Linked DNA regions of Homo sapiens: region 1 is linked to region 2. A link is an interaction called in ENCODE POLR2A ChIA-PET data of the cell type or tissue named here. Cell type or tissue: endothelial cell of umbilical vein. All regions are shown on one strand. Links, peaks and the distances in the headings refer to the core of each region. The heading gives the core; the rest is flanking DNA.

Region 1 (7,484 bases), core at 1,292-6,291, 420 kb before region 2:
AAGCTTCCTCATCTATCTGGCATGTGCTGGGTAGAACCAGCTTTCTGAGGCCCCAGGAAAAGAAAATCAGGCTCCAATGTACACAATTTTAGCTGCGTGGGAGTCACCAACTTACATTTAGCTGATCTTTCCAAACATGTTTCCTGTGAAAAGTATTAACTGAGCATTTACTATGTGCTAAGAATTTTATGTGTTCATTCATCCTCATGACAAACCCACAAGATAAGGACCATTGCTTGTTTCTGTTTATGTTTCTTGAGACAATCTCGCTCTGTTGCCCAGGCTGGAGTGCAGTGGTGCCATCTCTGCTCACTGTAACCTTTGCCTCCTGGGTTCAAGCCATTCTCCAGTCTCAGCCTCCCGAGTAGCTGGGACTACAGGTGCCCACCACCACACCCAGCTGATTTTTGTATTTTTAGTAGAGATGGGGTTTCACTATGTTAGTCAGGCTGGTCTCAAACTCCTGACCTCGAGTGATCCACCCACCTTGGCTTCCCAAAGTGTTGGGATTACAAGCATGAGCCACCATGCCCAGCCAATAGGACCATTGTTAACCCCATTTTACAGATAGAAAACAGGCTTAACAATGAAAGGAACCAGGAAGGACTCAGTCAGGATCTTGGGTCAAACCTGATGGGCTCCGACACTCTTGTGCCACAACTAGTCACCACCCTGCACTGCCCTTAATACTTAAGCCTCCCTTGAGACCAGCACACACTCGTGGTGTCACTGTCATGGCCTGGAACCATGCTCTTACTTCTCAGTAAAAGCTTTTCATAAAAAGAGACAAAACAGCTATTATAGCCCTAGCCTCTGACCTTGTTCCTGAGGAGCTTCAAGTCCTGCTTGTGGTGTATTCCAGCTGGGTTTCCCCTGATCCTATGAAGAGCATTGGGTCCCACTCATCAATTTAGCATTCAGTAAATAATGATGGGTCACCCAGGCTGTGCAGCACACTGGACAGAGCACTGGGAGCATACACATAGTTCCTGCCTGCAAGACCTCAACATCGGGGAGACAGAAAAGGAAAACCTTTGGAACCCAGGTCCTCTGCTGTCTCGTGGGGTGAGAGACCCACAAATTCTCATTCTAAAGTAGACCCATAGAATTCCAAAGGTTGGCAACCTGTCCTTCCCTGCCATATTAGTTACACGTTACTATATATATTCCCACAGGCTTCAAGGCTTAAAACAATACACACTTACTATTTCACAGTTTCTGTGGATCAGGAGTTCAGGCATGGTTTATCTTGGTTCTCTGCTTACGGTTTCTTATGAGGCTGCACTTAAGAAGCTGGCTGGGGCTGTGGTCTCATCTGAAGCTCAACTGAGAAAAGATCTGCAGCTGCAGAAGGAGAGTGGCAGAGATGCCCGTTAGAGTCTGGCCTTAGAGGGAACAGATAAAAGCTATATATATAAATTTATTTATTTATTTATTTTTAACCAAGAATATAACTCCTACTCTCATTCTACTCCTTACAAGAAGTTAATTAACAGCCTAGCTATAAGGACATCTTTGTGAAATAAGTAACTGACCACTAAGCAAACCCAGCAGAGTATTTAGTGACCACACACAACAAGGAATATGGATTTTACAGAATAAGTCCAGGAAAGTCACTAAATAAACAAATAGCAACAACAAACAACTAAAACAAAAGCCCCGGGGAGAAGGGAAATTTGATTTTCAGTGTTGCCACATTATATTACTAAAAATGTCCAGTTTTCAATTTTAAAAATGAAACATGAAAAAAATATATGAATATATGATCCATACACAGGAACCTGTCCTTTAGGAAGCCACAATGTTGAACTTACTAGACAAAGACTTTAAATCAGCTCTTTTAAATATGTTCAAAAATTAAAGGGATCTATGTCTAAAGAACTAAAGAAACTATGAGAATAATGTGTCACTAAAGATATCAATAAAGAAATGGAAATTATAGAAGAGAACCAAATACGAATTTTGGAGTCAAAAAGTACAATAACTGGAATTAAAAAAAAATATGCTAGAAGGGTTCAACAGCAGATTTAAGCTGGCAGAAAGAATTAGCAAACCTTTAAACAGGTTAATGGAGAGCATTCATTTGGAACAAGAGAAAGAAAAAAGAATGGAGAAAAATGAATGGAACCTCAGGGATCTGTAGGATACCATCAAGAATACAAACATACACATAAAAGGAATCCCAAAAGGAAATGAGAGGAAGACAGGGACAGAAGAAATATTTGAAGAATTGTGGTTGAAAATATCCCAGATTTGATGGAAAAGATTAATCTCTACATCCAAGAAGCTCAATGAATGCCACATAGGATAAACTCCTACCTCACTCCTAGATGTGAGATCCACATCTAGGTGTTATAGTCAAAGTGCTAATAGCAAAAGACCAAGAAAGAATCTTGAAAGCAAAGAAAAGCCACTCATTAGTTTAATAGGATTAGCACCAGATTGCTCATCAGAAACCACAGTGTTCCAAAAGCAATGGGATGATATAGTCAAAGAGCTGAAAGAAGATGATTGCCAACCAAGAATTTTATGTTTAGCAAAACCATACTTCAGAAATCAAGAAATCAAGACATGCACAGATAAACACAAAATAAGAGAATTTATTGCCAGGAGACCTGCCCTATAAGAAATACTAAAGGGAGTGCTTCAGGCGAAATGAAAGGACACCAGTCAGTAACTTGAATATACACAAAGAAATTATGAGCACAAGTAAAGGTAACAACATCGATAAGTATAAAGTATTAATTTTTGTTCATTCTTTCTGATTTAAAAGACAACTGCTTAAAGGAAAAACCACAAACTTGTGTTGATGGGCTTATAATATGAAAGATGTAATCTTTATGACAACCATAACACAAAAAAGAGGGTAGGGAATAAAGCTATATTGAAGTAAAGTTTTTGCATACTGTTGAAATTAAGTTGGTATTAATCTAAACTAGATTGTTTTAGACTAAGATGTTACTTGTAATTTCCAAGGCAACCACTAAGAAAATAAATCCAAATGTACATATAGCAAAAGAAACAACAAGGGGATTATAATGGTACACTAGGAAATATCTATTGAATACAAAGGGAGGCCATGAGGAAGAAAAGAGGTTTTTTAAAAAAAGATACAGTTTGGGCACGTTGGCTCACACCTGTAATCCCAGCACTTTGGGAGGCTGAGGCGGGTGTATCACCTGAGGTCAGGAGTTCCAGACCAGCCTGACCGACATGGTGAAACTCCATCTTTACTAAAAGTACAAAAATCAGCCAGACATGGTGGCACGCCCCTGTAATCCCAGGTACTCAGGAGGCTGAGGTGGGAGAATTGCTTGACCCCAAGAGGCAGGGGCTGCAGTGAGCCAAGATCATGCCATTGCACTCTAGCCTGGGTGACAGAGTGAGACCCTGTCTTAAAAAAAAAAGAAACACAGACATGTAGAAAACAAGTAGAAAAATTAGATACTTGGCCGGGTGTGGTGACTCATGCCTGTAATCCCAGCACTTCGGGAAGCTGAGATGAGTGAATTGCTTGAGCCAGCCTGAGCAACATGGTGAAACCCCATCTCTACAGATATTAGCCAGGCATGGTGGCGTACACCTATTGTAGTCCCAGCTACTCAGGAGGCTGAGGAGGAAAGATCACTTGAGCCTGGGAAGTGGAAGCTATAGTGAGCCATGATTATGCCACTGCACTCCAGCCTGAGTGACAGAATGAGATCCTGTCTCTCAAAAAAAAAAAAAAAAAAAAAAAAAAAGAAGAAAGAAAAATTAGATACTTTATCAGTAATTACATTACCTCCCCAAATCAGTGACTACATTAAATATAAGTGGACTAAATACTCCAATAAAATGCAGAAATACGTAGGTGTATACATATACACACTTACAACTCAATAATAAAAAGAAAAATAACCCAATTTTTAAATGGGCAAAAATTTGAATACATATTTTTCCAAAGAAAATACAAAATGACCGATAAGCACATGAAAAGATGCTCAACATCATTCACCATCAGAAGAATGAAGCTCAAAACCTCAGTTAGATACCACTTCACACCCACTAGAAGGGCTAAAATCAGAAAGATGGACAATAATAAGTGTTGGTAAGGATGGGAAAACATTGGAACCCTTATACATAGCTGCTGGGAAAGTAGAATGCGGCAGCTACTTTGGAAAACAGTTTAGCATTTCCTCCAAAAATTAGACATACACCTGAGTACAGTGGCTGATGCCTCTAATTTCAGCAGTTTGGGAGGCTGAGGCAGGCAGATTGCTTGAGCCCAGGAGTTCAAGACAATCTTGGCAACATGGCAAAACCTTATCTCTACAAAAAATACAAAATACTAGCTAGGTGTGGTGCTGCATGCCTGTAGTCTCAGCTACTTGGGAGGCTGATATGGGAGGATCACCTGGGCCCTGGGAGGTCGAGGCTGCAGTGAGCCATAATTGTGCCACTGCACTCCAGCCTGGGCAACAGAGCAAGACACTGTCTCAAACAAAACAAAACAAACAAACAAAAAATATAGACACACAGTTAACATATGACCCAGCAATGTTACTTCTAATTATATACCCAAAAGAATTGAAACATTTGTTCATACAAAAACTTGTACATGAATGTTTTTGTTTTTTTTGTTTAGTTTTGTTTTGTTTGTTGGTTTTTTGAGATGGAGTCTCTCTCTGTTGCCCAGGCTGGAGTGCAGTGGCACGATCTCGGCTCATTGCAACCTCTGCCTCCCGGGTTCAAGCGATTCTTCTACCTTAGCCTCCTGAGTAGCTGGGATTACAGGTGCGTGCCGCCACGTCTGGCTAATTTTTGTATTTTTAGTAGAGACGGGGTTTCATCATATTGGCCAGGCTGGTCTCGAACTCCTGACCTCATGATCTGCCCTCCTTGACCTCCCAAAGTGCTAGGATTATGGGTGTGAGCCACTGCGCCCAGCCCATGAATGGTCTTATAAGCATTTTTCATCATAGCCAAAAAAGTGGAAACAACCTAAATGTCCATCAATTGAATGAATAATCAAAATTTGGCCCATCTCTACAATGAAATGTCATTTGGCCACAAAAAGGAATAAAATACTGATACATGCTACCACATGGATGAATCTTGAAAGCATTAGGCCACATTTTAAAAACTAGGCCCCCAAAGATCATATGTTATATGATTTCATTTATATGAAATCTCCAGAATTTGCAAATCCAGAGGCAGAAAGTAGATTTGTGGTTGCCAGAGGCTAGGGGGAGGAGCAATGGCTAATAGGTATGGGCTTTTTTGGAGGAGTGATGAAAATGTTTTGGTGGTTGCACAACTCTGTGAAAATAGTAAAAACTGCTGAATTGTATACTTTCAAAGGATGGATTTTATGATACATGAATTCTGTCACTATAAAGCTATTCATTTTAAAAATACTAAATATAATCATTCTATTTATAACAATTTTTTTAAAGGACACGCAAACTATACATTATTTAAAGAGACATATATATGTAGTGAAAGTATAATTACAAGCATGAGAATGAACGACCAAGTTCAGGCTTGTGGTTATCTCTAAGGAGAGAAGGAAGAAAAGAAACATGTCTGTAATGTTTTATATCTTTTTTTTTCTAAGACAGAGATTAAAGAAATAATGGGAAAATGTTAGCATCTGTTAAATGTGGGTTCTGAGTAAATGGATGTCTATAGTTTCTTATGCTTGAAATCATTAATGGTTATAAGTTTTGAGGAGCATCAACCTGAATATTCCTTAGCTTAGGTGGGTTGAAGGGTGGGCTCCTAAGATATGTCCACAGGGGCTGGGCGCTGAGGCTCACGCCTGTAATCCCAGCACTTTGGGAGGCCGAGACGGGCGGATCACCTGAGGTCGGGAGTTTGAAACCAGCCTGGCCAACATAGTGAAACCCCATCTCTACTAAAAATACAAACATTAGCAGAGCGTGGTGGCACACTCCTGTAGTCCCAGCTACTAGGAAGGCTGAGGTAGGAGAATTGCTTGAACCTGGGAGGTGGAGGTTGCCGTGAGCCGTGAGCCAAGGTCACGCCACTGCAGTGGCAGTGCCTCAGGGACAGAGCGAGACTCCATCTCAAAAAAAAAAAAAAAAAGCCTTTGGAAGCACTTTTTTCCAATATGACCTTGAAATCATAATTAAATGAATGATCTCAAGGTGAGATTATCTTGGATTAGGGAGGGTCCTAAATTCAATGACAAGTGTCTCTTTCCTTTTTTTTTTTTTTTTTGTGCTTTTGAGGGTGCTAAATGAGATCTTTCCTTCTCGCTCGCTCTTTCTTATTTTTCGTTGTCTTCTTTTCTTTTTGACCTTTCAGATGGGGTCTTACTGTATTGCCCAGGCTCGTCTCAAACTCCTAGCCTCAAGTGCTCCTCCCAACTCAGCCTCTGCAGTAGCTGGGATTACAGGGCATGGGCCACTGTGCCTGGCTCAACAAATATCCTTCCAAGAGAAGACGAAGAGAGAAGACAATTACAAAAGGCCATGTGAAGACAGAAGCAGAGATGGGAGGGAGGCGGTCACAAGCCAAAGAATGCCCGCAGCCACCAGGAGCTGAAAGAGAAGGAAAGCTTCTCTCCCAGAGCCTCCAGAGGCAGTGTGGCCCTGCCAACACCTTGATCTCAGATTTCTGGCCTCCAGAATCGTGAGAGAAAAAATTTCTGTTGTTTTAATCTCCAAGCTTGTGACAATTTGTTACAGCAGCCACAGGAAACAAGCACACCGCCTTTCTGTTTTTTCCTATTCACCTCACTCCTTCCTTCTGCCAGGCACTGCCTGACCATCCCGGAAGTCCACAGCCCCACAACTTTCTTCTTGCTCAACAGAATCATTTTCCCCGCTGCAAGGAGAAAGCAGGGGTGCCCTTGGTGGCTGTATCTAGTGGAGGCCACATCAGGGGACCATTTTCACTTTTTTTTTTTTTTTTTTTTTTTGAGACAGTCTTGCTGTGTCGCTCAGGCTGTTGTGCAGTGGCACGACCTCGGCTTACTGCAACCTCCATCTCCAGGGATCAAGCAATTCTTGTGCCTCAGCCTCCTGAGTAGCTGGGATTGCAGGCATGCACCACCACACCCAGCTAATTTTTGTATTTTTAGTAGAGATGGGGTGTCACCATGTTGGCCAGTCCGGTCTCAAACTCCTGGGCTGGAGTGATCTGCCTGCCTCAGCCTCCCAAAGTGCTGGGATTACAGGCATGAGCCACCGCCCCTGGCCCCATTTTCACAATTTTTGCTTATGGATTTAGGAATCTCATGGCTAATCCCACGAGGACCCCTTAGCTCTTCTCCGGTTGCTTACTTACCTCCTCCTGCCCCTGCCAGTGCGCTCAGCCCCCATCTGCCGGGCTGCTTCCTGGCCGTGTTTCCCCAGTCTCTCGCCCACCCAGACACGGGCAGCAGGGTTCTGCTTCCACCTGCCAGCAGTATGAATAATGCATTATACATAAAACAATGCACAAATGCAATGAGAGAAAAAGAACATTCTCAGTACTTT
Region 2 (7,484 bases), core at 1,434-6,433:
ATGCCTATAATCCCAACACTTTGGGAGGCTGAGGCTGGCGGGTCACCTGAGGTCAGGAGTTCGAGACCAGCTTGGCCAGCATGGCAAAATCCCGTCTCCACTAAAAATAAAAAAATTAGCCAGGCGTGGTGGCGGATGCCTATAATCCCAGCTACTTGGGAAGCTGAGGCGGGAGAATTGCTTGAATCCATGAGGTGGAGGTTGCAGTGAGCCAAGATCACGCCACTGCACTCCAGTCTCGGCGACAGAGTGAGACTCTGTCTCCAAAAAAAAAAAAAAAAAGAAAAAAAATTGTACAGTTCAGTGGTTTTTAGTATTTCCACACAGTTGTACAGTCTTCACTACTATCTAATTTTAGAACATTTTCATCAACCCTCAAAGAAACACAATATTCATTAGCACACACTACTCATTCCCCACTCCAGTCCTTGGCAACCACTGGTCTACTTGCTGTCTCTATGGAGCTGCCTGTTCTGGACATTTCTTATAGATGGAATCACACAATATATGATTTTTTTTTCTTTTTTAGACAGGGTCTAATTATATTGCTCACGCTGGTCTTGAACTCCTGGCCTCAAGCAGTCTTCCCCCCAATTTTTTTATTTTTATTTTTGAGGCAAGGTCTCGCTCTGTCACCCAGGGTGGTGTGCAGTGGCAAGATCACGGTTACTTGCAGCTTCGACCTCCCTGGGCTTAAGTGATCCTCCTGCCTGAGCCACTGGATTAGCTGGGACTACAGGCATGTGCCACCGTGCCTCGCTAAATTTTTGTAATTTTTTGATAGGGGTTTTGCTATGTTGCCCAGGCTGGTCTTGAGCTCCTTGGCTCAAGCATTCTGCCTGACTCAGCCTCCCAAAGTGCTGGGATTACAGGCGTGAACCACCTCGCCTGGCCATATGCGATCTTTTATGTCTGGCTTCTTCCAGTTAGCATAATGATTTTGAGGTTCATCCATGTCATAACATGTACCAGTACTTCATTTCTTTTCCTGGCTAAATAATACTTCATCGTATGGCTGTACCACATTTTGTCTATCCATTCATTAGTTGATGGACATTTAGGTTGTTTCCACTTTTTGGCACTTGTGAATAATGCTGCTATGAATATGTACAAGGTTTTTGTGTGGACATAATATTTCTTTCTCTTGATAAATACCTAAGAGTGCAGTTTCTGGTCATGTGGAGAGTGAATTGATGAGTGTTAGATTAGCTTTGCAACTTTGAGCAAGTCATTGAATATTTCTCAGCCTGAGTTTTGAATCCCTATGATGAATGAATGAGTTGGGTTATATTATTTTCAAAGTCTCTTTTAGCTTTAAAATTGTGTCATTCTGTTACTGCCATGCCTAATGCTGTGTAGTTCAGGGGTCAGCAACTATGGATTTGGGCTGTATCTGGCCTGCAGCCTGTACTTGAATGACCAGCTAGGTAAGAATGATTATTACTTTTGTGTTTTTGAGACAGGGTCTTACTCTGTCGCCCAGGCTGAAGTGCAGTGGCATGAACCTGGGTCACTGCAGCCTCGACCTTCCAGGCTCAGGCAGTCAGCCTCCCAAGTAGCTGGGACTACAGGCATGCACCATCATGCCTGGCTAATTTTATTTTATTTTTTGTAGAGAGGGAGTCTCACTGTGTTGGCCAGGCTGGTCTTGAACTCCTGGGCTCCAGTGATCCTCCCACTTCAGCCTCCCAAAGTGTTGGGATTACAGGCATGAGCCAACACACTTAGCCAGTGAGTACATTTTTACAAAAAGGAGAATGTGTGACAGCCATAAAAATCTAAACTTAATTCTCTGGTTTTCTTTTTTGTAGAAGTTAGCTGACCCCTGTTGTAGTTTATTAAATAGTAAGATGTGTATTATGATGGCTGTAAAAAATATGACAATTAAAACATTTTCACAGTTGATCTAAAATATTTATATTTGGTAACAACTGTTGATTTGATTTTTAAAATTATATACACAGACACACATATTAAACTATATATGTACTCAAAAGTACTCAATCATAAGTGTACTGCTGAATGAATTTTCAGTAATTAAAAAAATATCATTTAACAAGTGCAAGAAGCAAATACATAACTGGTATCCAGAGCCCCTCTTGTGGCCTTTCCAATCCCTTAAAGATAGTCACTATTCTGACTTCTGACAGTGTAGTTTTGCCTGTCTTTGACCTTGATATAAATTGAATCATCTACTTTGTATTCTTTCACATTCGGCTTCTTTTATTCATTGTTGAGATTCATCTGTTTTGTTGCTTATAGTTTTTTCATTCTCATTGCTGTTTAATATTCTGATTCTGTTAACTATATCACAATTTATTATCTCTTTCACTGTTGATGAGTATTTAGATAACTTTCTGTTTGGAGCTATTGTGATTAATACTATCGTGAATATTCTTATACCTGTTTTTTGGTAAACATATATGTGCATTTTGTTGGTTCAAAGGGAGTATATGTTTGTTCAGCTTAAGCAGCAATGTATAAAAATTCTTGTTGCTCCATATTCTTACCAATATTTTCTCTTTTTTTATTTTCGACATACTGGTGGTTGTGTAGCATTATCTCATTGTAGTTTCAATTTCCCACTTGCCTAACAACTAATGAAGTTGGGCCAATGCAGTTTCTAAAATAGTAATTTCTTTTAATAAGGAAATACTGGCTTGATTGAGTTTCCCAGCTTACATGATTTAAACAATCATTTTGTTATGTGTCCTCAGTACTATTTATGTGTCTCTAGTACTGGAGAGAGAGAGAGAGAAACGATTTACTACCATTACTCCCTGTGGGTCCCCTCAGTGTCGTTCTGGATTTTGTTGTAATCATTAAGTTGTATGGCTTTGTACTGATATTGATTTTGGTTTTGATTTCAGCGGCCCAGCCCAATCCAGCTTTACTCCCCTCCCTTTATATTGGCCCCAATCAAAGACAAGCAGACAGAGCTGGGAGAGACGTTTGGTGAGGCGAGCCAGAAATACAATGTGCTCTTCGTGGGCTATTGTCTGTCTCACGACCAGCGCTGGCTTTTGGCTTCCTGCACTGACCTCCATGGGGAATTATTAGAGACCTGCGTTGTAAATATTGCTTTACCAAACAGGTGAGAAGACTTGATGTTTATGGTGCATGTAAATTAATGCTGTACCGTTCCTCAAATATGAATATTTCCAGTTTTCTATGTAAATGAAGTGGGTACAGCATGGATAGGTTCTTTGGAATTTCTAGTGTTTGTCTTATAAGTGATAAATAACTCTGATTTATCTAGGGACCCCTTCCCCTTCCCCATTTCTTTATTTGTTAGGTCACGGAGGAGTAAAGTATCTGCACGTAAAATTGGACTACAGAAGTTATGGGAGTGGTGCATAGGGATTGTCCAAATGACATCTCTACCCTGGAGAGTTGTAATCGGGCGACTTGGGCGTCTTGGCCATGGGGAGCTTAAAGGTGAGAAATTTTTGAAGAAGTATTTGCAGAAGACAGAGGAAAAGGGCTCAGCTATTGTCATTAACTGAGCTAAGGGAGAAAATGTTTAAATTTGTAAGAATTAAACAGATTCTATTTTATGATTCTTTTATATGTACAGGATAAACCAGTTTTAAACTCTTCTTTGGCAACAAAATAAATATCCAAATAAAATCTTAAATTTTGAGCCCCAATATATAAAACAAAAAGAGGGTTTTATTAATATAAAAATGATAGTAAATTCACATTTCGAACATTTATTTATATATTGAATCAGGGAGAAGAACTAGTCAGTTTTAAGACAAAAATTTTATATCAGTGATTATAGGTGACAGTTGAAGTCATATAAAAACAGCCTTCAATTTGTTTGGTGGTTGATGATGAGTTTTGTGTTTCTTTAGTTTTTTTGGTGGCACAACAGCAAAGAAATCCTGTTTCATGAGGACAAGTAGTTGCCAGTAGAGGCAGTCTTTATTCACATTGCCACTGTCTGATGTTCTTGAGCCTGGAAGCTTACAAGAGCAGATTTTTGAAGTTCAGTCCCCAACTACCACTGCTTATATTCTTTGTCATAAATTTAACAGTCAGGAAGCACTTTAACTGTAACACAACACAACTGACCACCAGCAGCTGCCTTGCCTGGTGCTGAGCCCAGCTCATTTACTATCCCAATGTAGCTACTTGTACAGTTTTATGTGAGTAGTATGAATTAGCCTAGATTATTTTTAAAGCCTTATTAAGTAATGACAGATTTGTAAGAAGTTCAATATATGCATTCAGATGGGAGAAGTTTTTTCCCTAAGATCTGCACAAAAGAAAGACTTAATGTCACAGATTAGCTTGGTGGCTTCCTGGGTGCAAATACATTAGAGCAGAGTCAGCAAAGTTTCTTTGTAAATGGCCAGATAGTAAATATTTTCAGCTTTGCAGGCCAGATGGTTGCTGTTGTGACTATTCAGTTCTGCCGTTGTAACGTCAAAGCGGCTCTAGACAAGTGTGGATGGCTGTGTTTTAATAAAACTTTATTTACAAAAACAAATGGGAGGCAGGATTTGGCCTGTGGATCATAGTTTGCTGGTCCCTGCATTAGACCATGTACTTTTTTTTTTTATAGGAAATTCACATCAGGTATTTGTAGAATCCCTAAACAAAAATCACTGGTACAGATATAACTTGCACTGTAGGAATGCCTAAGTGTACCTCGCTTCCTACAATGCAGGTTAAATCTGGTATCAAATTTTCAGGGTTTAACAGCAGTTTATATAAATATTACATCATATGTATTAAGTAAATGTTTTCTTTGGCATTTACAAATTTTTTAAGTAATAAGTTGTACTGTAGACTAATAGACCCTTTTCATTTTTTAAAGGAATATCATAATGAATCTTGTATCAAGAGCCTGGAGGTCTAATACATTAGGGGATTCATCATTTTATTTCTGTCAGAATTTTCTATCTTCCTCCCCAGTCTGCTTTTTTAGTCAATCTTATTTCTTAAAGGCTTTGAGCTATTCTTAACCCTTGGGGAAAGTTAGACTATAATAGGAAAGAAGAGGGAGGATAAAAATATAGAGTAATAGTCTAGTCACTTGGTATTTTGGAAAATTATTAAGGCCATCTCCTTCCTTTGTATGATTTTTGTAAGGGCACATTCTTCTTCCTTATCTCTTAGTGGAGAGGAATGTGTGACTGGAGGAGCCCATCAAAAGATTGAAAGAAAATGTATGTTCAGGAATAAAAACACAGGAAGAACCTAGTGTACAGGAAATCTGTTTACTAATCTACAGCTCCTTCCTTTGAGGAGCCAAGATCTGTGCCACATTGCATCTCCATGGGACAGTGTATGACAGGAGCCTTAGGTTTCAGAGTCAGCTTTGTGAATTTCTGTTTCTTATCTCCAGAGTCTTTATGATGAAATACACACTGCCTTTTCTTTCGTACTTGGTTTGAAATATGAAGCTCACATCTGTGATTTCCCATAGTTTTAAAACAAACATTCTTCATGTTCCTGGCCACTTTTATTTCAGCCACTTCAGTTTGGGGTTCATTGGGAATATGGAAACAGTTTTCCATTCACTTGCTCTTTAAGGGGAGAAATGGCAGCTTATTTGGGGGAAAAAAAGTGTGGAGGTAGAGCAGCCTGCACTGGTGTGGCATTTTATGAGCAAGATGGGATCCGAAAGCAGGGGTGATGCATAGGAATGGCGCATACTTCGTGTGTGTAAGGGAGGTCAGAAGAGGGGACCAAGTGCTTTCCACTTCTCAGAGTAACATAATCCTCCACAGTGCTCCAGTTAGGTATAATGCTTTTGTTTGGAGGCAATAAACATTAGAAAGGAAATTTATGCCAACATTTCAATCTCCACTATTAGTATGGCATCATTTGGAGCACTTCACTCACACTCGTTGTGAGCTCTTTTGGGTGTTCTAAGAACTATTTCTCTTCATTTCTGCTGCTGTTTGACTTTCATGGAAATAACTAACCTACAACAATAAACAAAACTCAGGTTTACCTCCACCTGCCAGTGCTTTCCTCCAGAGCAGAGTACTGAAAGAATCGGACCTTGAGAAGGAGGAGAAAGGATAGGGCAGCTAACACTGCTGTCATCATGGAAAAGCACTCTAAGTGCCTAAATCTGGTCTAGGTAGATTAGACTGGATTAGTGCTGGACTCTCAAAGGTCATTTCAGACATGACTTCAGCCACAGAATAGTAGGCCTTTGTTCCTTTGTTAATGAAGTGTAATAGAAGTCGAGTAACATTCTCTATAGCAAGGAGGGGAACATATGTAAAGCCATAATTCCCTTTAGGGCCCAACCTTGGAAATTCAATTACCGGGCAGAACTGCTAAAAAGCTCAAATCTCCCATCAGTATGAATTTCTAAAGACTGTGTATGACTGCGATATTTGATTTCAGATTGGAGTATCCTCCTTGGAGAATGTTCACTACAGACAATCAGCAAAAAGCTCAAGGATGTGTGCCGGATGTGTGGAATCTCTGCCGCAGACTCTCCTTCTATCCTTAGTGCCTGCCTGGTTGCCATGGAGCCCCAGGGGTCCTTTGTAGTGATGCCAGGTAAATTTCTTCTTGTCATTGTCATTAATTACATATCACATCAATTCAGTCCACTCAAACTTAAGTCCGCAGACAAGGGTAGAATTGTCTTCATTATATTTCTATAAGGGAAGATTGTATTTGGGGCTTAAAGATGGAAAACATTCGATACCTTCCATGCGGAGTGGTTTGTGATTTTATCATGTTTGTTGACCATAGCTCGGGGGAGAGACTAAGTTCTGAATATCATTGAGATCTCATAGAGTCATGGCTAATGACTGTTACCTGACCCCAGTTTGTTGTTAGTATATGAAGATCACCCTCCAAAGAACTATGAAAGTAGACACCAGAATGATGCATATTTGAATATCCTTTTGAAGACATGCATTTGGCAGAATCTCTCAGCAGCCTCGAAGGGATATTTCTATAGTCTCTCTGATACGGTTGAAGATGAATGGGAAGGCAAACAAGGATAAAGCAGTTAGCACAGTACCTGGTACACAGTAAGCTCTCAATAGATGTAGGTGTCATTTGTGGATGGCCAAAACGTGGCCACAGAATTTCTTAAGAATCTGGCTGGTTTTTGAAAACCAGTAACTGAGCGATTTTATATTTTTATAACCTATCTTTACCATCCAGATATTTCTTGAATCAAATGGGGGACCTTCCCCACTTATTCCTTATAAAAGTCAACAGTATTGTGGTGTGAGAATGGGGTTACTTGTCATCAATCCAGTGAGAGACAGATGTCCTCATTAGACTATAGGTTACCTCTGTTGCCGCTACCACTTGGGCAGTTACGTAACTTCTTTGTGCTTTTGTCCTCATCTATAAATGGGGATCATAGTTCCTACCTTCAGATGCTGTGATGATCAAATGCGATGACTTGAATGAAGAGTTTAGCACAAATGCTGGCATGTAGTAAGCATTCATTAAGTGTTATAACATGTATTGATTTTATGGTCCTATCTCTA

What was found. Peaks named below come from ENCODE experiments on the same cell type or tissue, not always from the same donor. Only the 100,000 strongest peaks of a DNase experiment are listed, where the experiment ranks them.
Region 1: POLR2A ChIA-PET joins it to region 2 with 5 read pairs; 2 of 35 experiments call an interaction of 5 or more read pairs at or near these places.

Annotation. Positions count from the first base shown.
Region 1 is chr12:116,393,355-116,400,838 of GRCh38, reverse strand. No RefSeq gene overlaps it. Among named protein-coding and RNA genes, the nearest start is that of MIR4472-2, 31 kb to the left of the region's middle. In endothelial cell of umbilical vein, for the core only: no CTCF peak of the experiment used is centred there; no DNase peak of the experiment used is centred there.
Region 2 is chr12:115,971,125-115,978,608 of GRCh38, reverse strand. MED13L (mediator complex subunit 13L) reads left to right here. Exons shown (of 31, transcript NM_015335.5): 24 at 2,871-3,094; 25 at 3,296-3,438; 26 at 6,373-6,531. Among named protein-coding and RNA genes, the nearest start is that of LINC02463, 89 kb to the right of the region's middle. In endothelial cell of umbilical vein, for the core only: no CTCF peak of the experiment used is centred there; DNase peaks (open chromatin) are centred at 4,038 and 5,168; H3K27ac peaks cover 1,077 bases.